Linked DNA regions of Homo sapiens: regions 1, 2 and 3 are each linked to region 4. The links are chromatin loops, found by intact Hi-C in ENCODE. Cell type or tissue: mammary epithelial cell. All regions are shown on one strand.

Evidence for each region. Hi-C counts contacts between places; a loop is a spot of excess contacts. Peaks named below come from ENCODE experiments on the same cell type or tissue, not always from the same donor. Only the 100,000 strongest peaks of a DNase experiment are listed, where the experiment ranks them.
Region 1: a loop joins it to region 4, with 11 times the contacts of the local background. A loop is called at or near these places in 2 of 110 quality-filtered maps.
Region 2: it touches region 4 in a loop (11-fold over the local background); 35 of 110 quality-filtered maps call a loop at or near these places.
Region 3: it touches region 4 in a loop (2.8-fold over the local background); 3 of 110 quality-filtered maps call a loop at or near these places.

What each region holds. Positions count from the first base shown.
Region 1 is chr20:47,195,356-47,197,855 of GRCh38, reverse strand. No RefSeq gene overlaps it. Among named protein-coding and RNA genes, the nearest start is that of MIR3616, 30 kb to the right of the region's middle. In mammary epithelial cell, a CTCF peak has its summit at 1,322 (motif pointing left); no DNase peak of the experiment used is centred here.
Region 2 is chr20:47,790,045-47,792,544 of GRCh38, reverse strand. All of the region lies in intron 2 of LOC124904921 (a long non-coding RNA gene), which reads left to right. LOC107985401 (a long non-coding RNA gene) reads right to left here and starts at 410. Exons shown (of 2, transcript XR_001754648.3): 1 at 93-410. In mammary epithelial cell, no CTCF peak of the experiment used is centred here; DNase peaks (open chromatin) are centred at 284, 1,234 and 2,174; H3K27ac peaks cover 2,500 bases.
Region 3 is chr20:47,993,456-47,995,955 of GRCh38, reverse strand. All of the region lies in intron 1 of LOC107985436 (a long non-coding RNA gene), which reads right to left. Among named protein-coding and RNA genes, the nearest start is that of LINC01522, 4.6 kb to the right of the region's middle. RefSeq lists an enhancer at 2,384-2,500. In mammary epithelial cell, no CTCF peak of the experiment used is centred here; no DNase peak of the experiment used is centred here.
Region 4 is chr20:48,294,547-48,297,046 of GRCh38, reverse strand. No RefSeq gene overlaps it. Among named protein-coding and RNA genes, the nearest start is that of LINC00494, 64 kb to the left of the region's middle. RefSeq lists enhancers at 165-909, 910-1,653, 1,654-2,399. In mammary epithelial cell, a CTCF peak has its summit at 1,251; a DNase peak (open chromatin) is centred at 1,336; H3K27ac peaks cover 289 bases.

The DNA of each region.
Region 1 (2,500 bases), 1.1 Mb after region 4:
AGATCATGTCACTGCACTCCAGCCTGGGCGACAGAGCGAGACTCTGTCTCAAAATAAAACCAAAACCCCAAACAAATACCAAATACTTAATGGTTGAATTTATTTTTTTTTCTTTTTTGAGATGGAGTCTCGCTCTGTCGCCCAGGCTGGAGTGAAGTGGCGTGATCTCGACTCACTGCAATCTCCGCCTCTTGGGTTCAGGCAATTCTCTTGCCTCAGCCTCCCGAGTAGCCGGGATTACAGGCATGCACCACCATGCCCAGCTAATTTTTTTTGTATTTTTAGTAGAGACGGGGTTTCACCATGTTGGCCAGGCTGGTCTCGAACTGATGACCTCAAGTGATCCACCTGCTTCAGCCTTTTTTTGAGATTTTTGATACATGGTCTTGCCTTTCTCTGTCACCTAGGCTGGAGGGCAGTGATGTGATTGTGACTGCAGCCTCAAACTTCTGGGGCTCAAGCGATCCTCCCGATTCAGCCTCCCAAAATGCTGGGAATTATAGGTGTAAGCCACTGCACACGGCCAAATGGTTGAATTATAAAATCAGCATTTGGCTAGAGCCGGATTATCATCACTCTCAGATGAACTTCAGGATATAAAAATAAATCCGGCTGGGCTCGGTGGCTCATGCCTGTAATCCCAGCACTTTGGGAGGCTGAGGTGGGTGAATTGCTTGAGCCCAGGAGTTTGAGACCAGCCTGGTCAACATGGCAAAATCTCCACAAAAAATACAAAAAATTCAGCCAGGTGTGGTGGTGCACGGCTGTAGTCCCAGCTACTCAGGAGGCTGAGGTAGGAGGATCACTTGAGCCTGGGAGGTCGAGGAAGCTGCGGTCGCACCACTTGACTCCAGCCTGGGCAACAAAGTGAGACCCTATCTCAAACCAACCAACCAACCAACCTACCAACCTAACATTTCTCCCAGACAATTGAAGCCATTGTTACAATTACATTATTAAACACTGGCGCGGCCCATGTCTAAAGCTGGGCAGAGTGCAGGAACAGCGTTTCCCAGCCCTGTAGGTGGCTGGGCCACTCTCGAGGCCACCACAGCGTCCATCTGCCTCCTGCATAGACATTGTGTCAACCGAGGCCACCACTATGGTCACTGTAGAAGGTCACCTTACCATGACCTCTTGGGCCTAACATATCGTCGACGGTGCTGCAGTATCATCAGAGCAATCCCTGTAGCCCGGCGCAGCCCAAAGCAGACGCCTTGAGAATCCTTTCTCGGAAGGCTTGCGTTATTGCTCTTTCCGGGTCCCACTTCAAGTGGCACCTGCGGGCGGCTGGGTCAGCTGTGGGGCCGCACTGCCCCCTGGTGGTTGCAGATGAGCACAGCTTCTCGGGCGCTGAGCTTGCATCATGGGGCTCAAAATATTAGGGAAAAATGGTCCATCGTTTTTAACGCGAATTCTCCTCTTGCCAGAATGAACCACAGGTCCGTGCCACAACATGGGTACACCTCAAAAACATTCTGAGTCAAAGAAGCCAGGCACCAAAGATTACGCTCTGAGTCCATTTATATGAAGTTCTAGATCTGGCCAAACTACCTTAGCGACAGGAACCGGAACAGTCATGGAATGCGGATATAGACTGGGCAGGGGTGCGAGGGAGCCAGCCTTTTGCCTGGAAACGTTTTCCATCTTGATCTGGGTGCTGTAATTATCCCAGCATAATCATACGTAAAAATACTTGAGATTTGAGATTTGTGCAATAGACTTTATATTAATTATAAAATAAAAAAAATTTAAAATGTATGAAGGAATCCCTTGCCCAGACGCTTCATCCTGCCCCTTCTAGCCATTCTTTCCATGGCAGCCAGGGTGATTTTGAGAATATCAATCATATCACAGCACCCTCCTGTTTAAAACCTGATTGGTTTTAAGCACCCTGCTTAAAACCTTCTGATATCTTGTCACTGGATTTAGAATACAATTTAAAATCCAAAATGAATAGGGTCCCACGACATCTGGCCGGGCCTTGCCCTTGCGCCCTATCATGCTCGCACCCTCTGACCTTGGCCTTGGCCTCCAGCCACACCGGCTTCCTTTCCTTCCTTTGTCCTGCCTGGAACCGTGTATTTCCTGCACCTCTCCCTGGAATGCTGTCCCTGGCCTTTCTTGTTGTACTGGTCTGAGTTCAAGTGTCACCTCCTTAGAGGTGACCAGCGAGTCCACAGCAAATGCTTTTCGGGGGAGTCTGCACTGCATCAGCCCAATGCTTGCTTCCGGACTCCAGGCACTGTCTGAAGTGACTCTGTACTGGGGAAGAAAGCAGCCTCCTTCTTTGAGCTAACAGTACCATGCTGTGTGCCCTAAAAGTTAAAATCTCAGCCAGCAAAAAGATCCTCAATATTTTACCTCCTGGGCAAGCACCAAGACCCCTTTATGGCCCCTGAATGTTCCCTGGAGAGATACTGCCATCTCTGTCAAGAAGTTCTTCTTGGGACCCCTTTCAACAGGTCTTCTTGAAGTTGGCTAAAGTAGGCCTCCAAGA
Region 2 (2,500 bases), 500 kb after region 4:
CTCCAGCCCGGGCAACAGAGCAAGACCTTGCCAAAAAGAAAAAAAAAGTACAGGCCAGTAATAAGGTAAAATTCACAACAGAGTCTACCTACCAGAGTGGAGTGGGAGGGAATCCGCAGAGTCAGACCTTTGCCAGCGGATTCACTCTCATTTAGCAGAGGGAAGTCTCTGTTTGTCCTCTTCTCTCCAGGTTCCCTGCCTCGGCTCCTGTGTGAGCTTCCAAGGGCTGGTCTCAGGGGTGAGAATCAAAATGTCTAACCACAGGCCCTGACTCATCAGCCCAGATGCCTGCTGTAAACAACCAGAGCTTTTTCCAGGCAAATGTTGACCTAGCTGGTCTCACACAGGGCAGCATCAGCACTTCCAAGAAGTTCTCCCAGGGGCATTGTGCTTGGAGACAGTTTCTGTGTGAGCCTGTGAACAGCCAGTGGTGCTTAAAATCATGGGCCTCTGGCCAGCCTATTCAACATTAATCGTAAGTGCTTATGAAAGGTTGGCGTTAGATGCCAGATTCTGTTCTACGCTCTTGGTATATAAGCTCATTAATAACTCGCAACAGTCCTAGAAGGTGGAGAGATGATTGTCATTGTCCCTATTTGGCAGGTGAGTTTAAGGAACACAGGCCCACAGTAACACACAGTTGGTGCGTGGTAGCACTGGGATTGAAGCTGTGTGGATTTATCTCTAAAAACTAGGGTCCAGTCCCTCCATTTTACCACCTCTTCTGTTTGAAAACATCACATATGGGATATTCATTCCTTCATTTAACAAATATCTGTCGAGTGTCTACTCCATGCAAGACAGTGTTCTGGGCACTGCAGCTACAACAGTGAACAAATGGCCACGGCCCCTGCTCTCCTGCAGGTAGTGTGGGTGGGGAGTGGGGAGGGGGACATAGACCGCAGTCACAGACAGAAAATAAAACCAGAATTTCAGATAGTGGTATGTCATAGGAAGACGCTAAAATGGGGAGGGAGGATAGAGTGATTGGGAAGCATTTTTAGGTGAAACAGACAGGGACAAACTCTCCCAAGGGGTGACATTATGCTGAAACCCAAGTAATGAGAAAGAGTTTTTGGAGCACAATCTGGGGAGAGAGATGCCAGGGAGAGGCCACAGAAAGTGCAAAGGCCCTGAGGCAGGAAAAGGCTTGAGGAACAAAGTGAAAGATACCTTTGTGTCTCTGTGAGCAAGGGAGTGATTACGGAATTACTGTTCCTTTCCTTTGGTGTGATAATAATAGGGAGGTCACCTGGGAAAACAACTGATTCTTAGGAGATGCCTGCCCAAGTCCTGAGGGGTAATGTGTCATCATGTCTGCAACCACCTCTCAAATGTTTCTGCAACTTATAAAGCACACATGGCAAAATATTAGCAACTGTTGATTCTAGGTGGAGAGTATAAGTGTGTCCACTGTACTATTCTTTCAACTTTTCCATGTGAAATTGTCATAATAAAAATGGAAGCAAGACAGCAGCGAAAGATGTTGGAGTGCCAGGCAGGAGCAGGATCGCGTCTCCATCTAAGAGGAGGAGATTTTAGGCTGAAGAGTGGCGTGATCTGGTTTCCTTTGGCATCATTGCCTCAACTGCCCTGGATTTCAAAGTCTGGCTTTGCAGACCATGAAGGAGTATCTCTCTCAGGAGCACAAGACAGCATGTTTCCAATTCTGATTTAGTGAACACTCATTGTGTACCTTCCAGCCAGGCGTTGTGTGTGCGTTTTACCTTTATCAATCTCACTTAATCCACATGACAGCCAGCAATGTCCTCGATATTATCCTCATTCTTAAGATGAAACTGAGGCCCGGGAAGATCAGCCAAGGAGGGGCCAGACAGTGGAGGCAGAGCCTAGGTTCGTTAGAAACCTCAGCCCTGGGGGGGCCCTAAGTCATCATTCCACTTTTACTAAATCACCATCAACATTCATCATAATTGATTAATTAATTATGATCAAAGCTTAAAGGTGATTTTTCTGAAATACGATTGCAAAACTAGATGCACTGTTCCAGAGAGAGCCCTAAAGTGAATTGCACTAATGGTCAAATGGATCCTGCTTTTCCCCCTGAGAAAACTATCATCCAACAGAGTTCCAAGCACTCTCCCTTGTCCACAGAGATCTGCAGCTGTGCTGCCTGGGGCCACATTACTCATTTTAATATTCAATTGCACATTTGCTGATGCTGTCTGTGTGCCTGGATTTCATCACATCACAAAATATGTGGAACCCACATCTTTAATCTTTCTTGCCTGCTTATCCAAAGGAAAACCACTAGTGTGGTAAGCAACTAGACAAATTGTCCTGTTATCTGCGTTCTTAGAACAGTATCTTAACTGGAGGCAGCCCTACTGTCTTTCACTGGTAAGAATTCAGAATAAACATCATCATTCTTTGAAATCACTCATAAGCAGCCCCCAGGAGACTGCAATTATACCCGTTTATAATTCTCCTCCCTCCCAAACTAACCCTTGATTCATAAATGTGCACTTTTCGGCGTCAG
Region 3 (2,500 bases), 300 kb after region 4:
GACGTACAGATGGCAAATAAGCATATAAAAAGATGCCCGCTGTAGTACGCAATTAGGGAAATGCAAATTAAAACAATGAGACTGGCCCCGGTGCCTCATACCTGTAATTCCAACACTTTGGGAGGCCGAGATGGGAAGATCCCTTGAGCCCAGGAGTTTGAGACCAGATTGGGCAATGTAGGGAGGCCTCGTCTCTATTAAAAAAAAAAAAAATTAGATACCAGTAACCACCTATTAAAATAGAGAAAATCCAAAACTCTGACAACAAATGCTGATGAGGATGTGGAGCAATAAGAGCTCTAATTTACTGCTGGCAGGAATGCAAAATGGTACAGCTACTGTGGAAGACAATTTGTCAGTTTCTTGCAAAACTAAACCTGCTCTTACCATACGATCCAGCAGCAGTCATGCCCCTTGCTATTTACCCAAATGAGTTAAAAGCTCATGTTCACAAAAAAAGCCCTGCTTATGGATATTTACAGCAGCTTCATTCATAGTTGTCAAAACTTAAAAGCAACCAAGATGTCCTACAGTAGGCAAATGGATAAATAAACTGTGATAAATCCAGATAATGGAATATTATTCAGCACCAAAAAGAAATGAGCAATCAAGACATGAAAAGACAAGAAGGAACCCTCAAAGCCTATGGCTAAATGAAAGAAACCAGCCTGAAAGGCCATGTACTATATGATTCCAACCATACAACATTATAGAAACGGCAAAACTATGACAGAAGATCAGAAAATTAGTGGTTGCGAGGGATTGGGGAAAGGGAGCAATGAACAGGTGTAGCACAAAGGATTTTTAGGGCAGTGAAAATACTCTGTGTAATATTATAAGGATGAACATATGTCACTGTACATGTATCCAAACCCATAGAATGTATAAAACGAAGAATGGAGCCTAATGTGAACTATAGTCTTTGGATGATAATGATGTGTCAATGTAGGTTCATCGATTTTAGCAAATGTGTCACTCTGGTGTGAGATGTTGATGGGGAAGATGTACAGGTGAGGGGGCCAGGGATATGTGAAAATCCTCCGAAACCTTCTGCTGATTTTGCTGTTAATCTAAAACTGCTCCAAAAAATAGTCTATTACAATTGAAAAAGTTCTGTCTTCACTCTGATTGGATCAATTCTGAACCAATTCCAGTGGCTAAGGGGAATACTGTGCATTCATTGGCTTAGCCCTGGGTTATGTGATCACCTGTGAACCAATCTCAGTGGCGAGGGGAACGTGATCCTGCCGTGGACCCATCTTCAGATCTCCAAATGTTTTCATGATGAAATATTTCACCTTTCTTAGTCAGTCTGGATGGTCTAGACTTGAAAAAGTAATTGACTCGTCTTCCAGCTCTCTTCCCATACACCTGAGTTAAACCAGACACTGTTAACTCCTAAGGATGGGGGCTGCAGGACTCACAGAGAAAATGGATGCAGAGAGCTGGCCTCCAGGGCCATCATGCTAACAGAAGAGGCAAAACACACGTGCTCACACAAGCACACTGTTCCACAGCAGCCAGGCCTATGCAAGCCTACCCTCAAAATTCCGAGGAAGCTGAAAGGATGAACAGAGAGGCTGACAAATCCAGTTTCTTAGGAAGAAACATGTAATAGGGATGTGCAAACAAAAGCCATGTCTGTCTCCTGGTTGGAGGTGAGACAAGGTGATGCATCCCCACACCATTACTCCCCAGACCCACAGGGAAGGGGTGATTCAGAAGGGATGTGTAGAACTATTGAAGTAAGATAACATCAAGGTTGTTTGAACTAAGGGCAGGATTTACAGTAAGTACCTGCTCTTACACAAGGAACAATAGATAAACTGAAAATCTTAGAAGTCTTCCTGAAACTGGGAGTAATCAGAAGCCAACATGGTGGATTCACTTCCGAAATGGAACTTCTCTGGCCTCCACATATGTACACATGTGCACGCACACACACACACACACACACCCTGCACACGTGCTCACAGGCACACACCCCAGTGCACATAGACATATGCACACACATACACCATGCACTTCTCTGGAAGAGAGGGGTCTAGGGAATAATCCACTTCCTGGAGACCCCCATGGCTCCACCATCACAATGTGGGTTGACAGTTTGAGGTATGTATTAGTCCACTTCTAAAAAATAAAGTTTTTTTTTTTCTTAATGGAGCTTCTAAACTGTTGCACAAAAAAAGGAGGCTAAGATGACGTCCAGCAAGAAAGTCATCTGTATAAAAAGATCTCTGTCATGAGTGGGGCCCAGAAGTCAGGGTAATGCCCAGGAAGGACCCCAGACAGACCAGAGGAGTCAAGTCCTGACGCCGAGTGCAGGGGCTCAGAAGTCAGGGTAATGCCCAGGAAGGACTCCAGACAGACCAGAGGAGTTGAGTCCTGATGCCGAGTGCAGGGGCTCATAGCCCAGCCTCCCTGCAGGACCTCACTCACTGAGGTACCCACCCCAACAACAGGGCAACTCCAAGGGCCCCTTGCACCTCAATATTCCATG
Region 4 (2,500 bases):
GAATTGCACCTGACATTGGGTCTCCTGGTTCTCGGCAGCTGGATCTGGTTCTGTCCCTGTGGGGAGGTGGCTGCACCTGCAGGTCCTCCCGGGATCCTGACTGATGCACAATAGACAAATCACCATGTGAGGAAACGCTTCAGGGAGGAGGGCGTCTCCACTCCCCAACAACCCAGCAAGACAAATCCAAAGGGATCCAGGAGAACGGAGCTAGCAGGAGCCTGCTGCTAAGGAGAACGAGTCGAGTGTTCTCATGTTTCTGAGGTTATCTAACAAGATGCACAGACTCACGTGGGACAGACATCATTTCAGGGCAAAGATGATACGCTGAGTGTGGGTTGGGTATTTGTGGCTTGAATTTTCAAAAGCATTTTAGGTGCATAGAAAACTATTCTGCAACAAACCATTTCACAAAGGATATCAAACTTTACAAGCACAGTGGAAGCTTCTAGTGTAACTCTCCACCATCATGTTTGCCTCCCTCCCTCTGAGAATCACACCTGAACTTTAGGTTTACTATGCTCGTGTATTTCACTTTCACTGCATTTTCATGTATGACCACTTTTCCAGTTTATTTTAACCTCTGTAGAGTACTCCACGCCATGAGCTCCAGCTGGTGGACATCCGGGCTGGCTCTGTGTTTTTCATGATCACAGACAAACAAAGCTGCCATGAATGTTCCAGTGCCTGGGTGCATGTGACACACTTGGGGCCAATGAGATGCAACAGGCCTTTTATTGTGGCTTCTGAGAGCAGCAGAGGCTCTTTTCTGCCGGGCTGAATCTGTCCTCAGCCATGACAGGAGATACTCTCTAAGAATGGTCCTGAGAGGGAAAAAGAAGAGCCAAGAGGCCAGGAGACACTCGTCCGGACCTGATGACATCATTGCAGCCTCTAGATCCAGCTGTGCCTGCAACGAACAAGGCATTCCTGGCACATTTTAGTCACCTGATGTAATAAAATTCTTTCATTTAAAGCTATTTAACTCGTTTTCTGTTGCATGCAACCAAGAGTGCTGACTGATTAAATCTTCCAATTATATGATGTTTTTACTTTAAAAGGAGTATTCAGTGCCTTCACCTGAAAGGAGCAATAATGGTAGTATTGAAGGCACACAGCAGTCCAGTGGTACTTAGAGGGTCCCTAAAATTATACTGTGTGGCCGGTTACTACTCAGTCCTTAGATTCAGCTGGTTCAGCAAGAAGAGTCATCAAGCTATCAGCTCTCTTCCCTCCTTTCTCCTGAAGGTGTCCTTCTTTACCTTTAAGACAGAGCACCCAACTAGCTTTGGCTGTTTTCAATTAGGCCTTCAGCTAAGAAATGGAAGGAAAATTTAAGGCCAGAATCATCGGAATGCGATGACGTGTACTTTCAAAAATTTTCCAGGAGGAGCCGACCTCATTCAGGACTTTGATGCTGGATTGAGTGCTCTGGTTCCACTCAAAGCTTAAGAATGCTTGACCTCTGATCTGTTAAGGCCTCAGACAAAGGGCAGACAATTACATGCAGGGAGAGAAAAATAGTTTTCTGGTTACAAAGATAATTTTTAATTGTTCTGCAATTGATGATTATCTAAATTTGAGTTTTGGTGTTTTTTTGTTGTTGTTGTCAACGTAAAGGAGTGAAGGATCCCACCAGCCTTCAGGCCTTGCTATTTAAGCAGGATGAACTAACACCTGCAGAATAATATCTGCATCTGTCACTGCTTAGTTGGATTTCAGGCCATGTCCTTTCGTCTTGCTAATCAGTTTTCCTGATTTCCTGGACTAATAACTCTTTCTCTGGTCTCCATTAGCTGCACATGCCATTTCTCTTGTAAAGACCTTTAAGTTTATGTTCTTATTTAAAGCAACGTTTGATGGACACCAGGCTTGCTTATTGAGTGTGTCTCTGACCCTAGGTCAAAGCAGAAAATGGGATTTTTGAGAAATGTCACTGAGGTCATGGTCGCCAGGATCAGCATAGTGAGCACAGACCCAGGGCTCAGAGGGCTACAGCAGGCAGCAGGAAACATCGTGGTGGTAAACTCCCGGGTCCTGTCTGAAGTCAAGTACCAAGGAGAGAGAATGGAAGCTTGGCAGTTCACTGAATTTATTCCAGAAGGCGAAGCTTGCACCTTCTCCTTGGTATTTGACTTCAGATAGAACCCAGGAGTTTACCACCACAATTCAGAGCTGACGAAGGACTGAGTTTTTCTAGATGAAAAAAAAAAAAGTTACCAAAGTGATTTGCACATTGTAGAACATTTCAATTCACAGATTTAACATCAGAGGCTTTAATGATTTGTAAATGACTCTGTGTGTTAATTGGGATGGCTTATGGGCAGTTAAAAGATCCCCAAATCTCAGCAGCTTAAAATAAGAAACAGCTAATTCTCTCAAATGCTATGTTTCCCTTCTGTGAATACAGTGGTGTCTGCACATTGTATTTGCTCAGGGCCCCAGCCTTCATCTTGACACATTTCTAGAAAATCACCATGACAGGTGGAAGCTAAAGTGG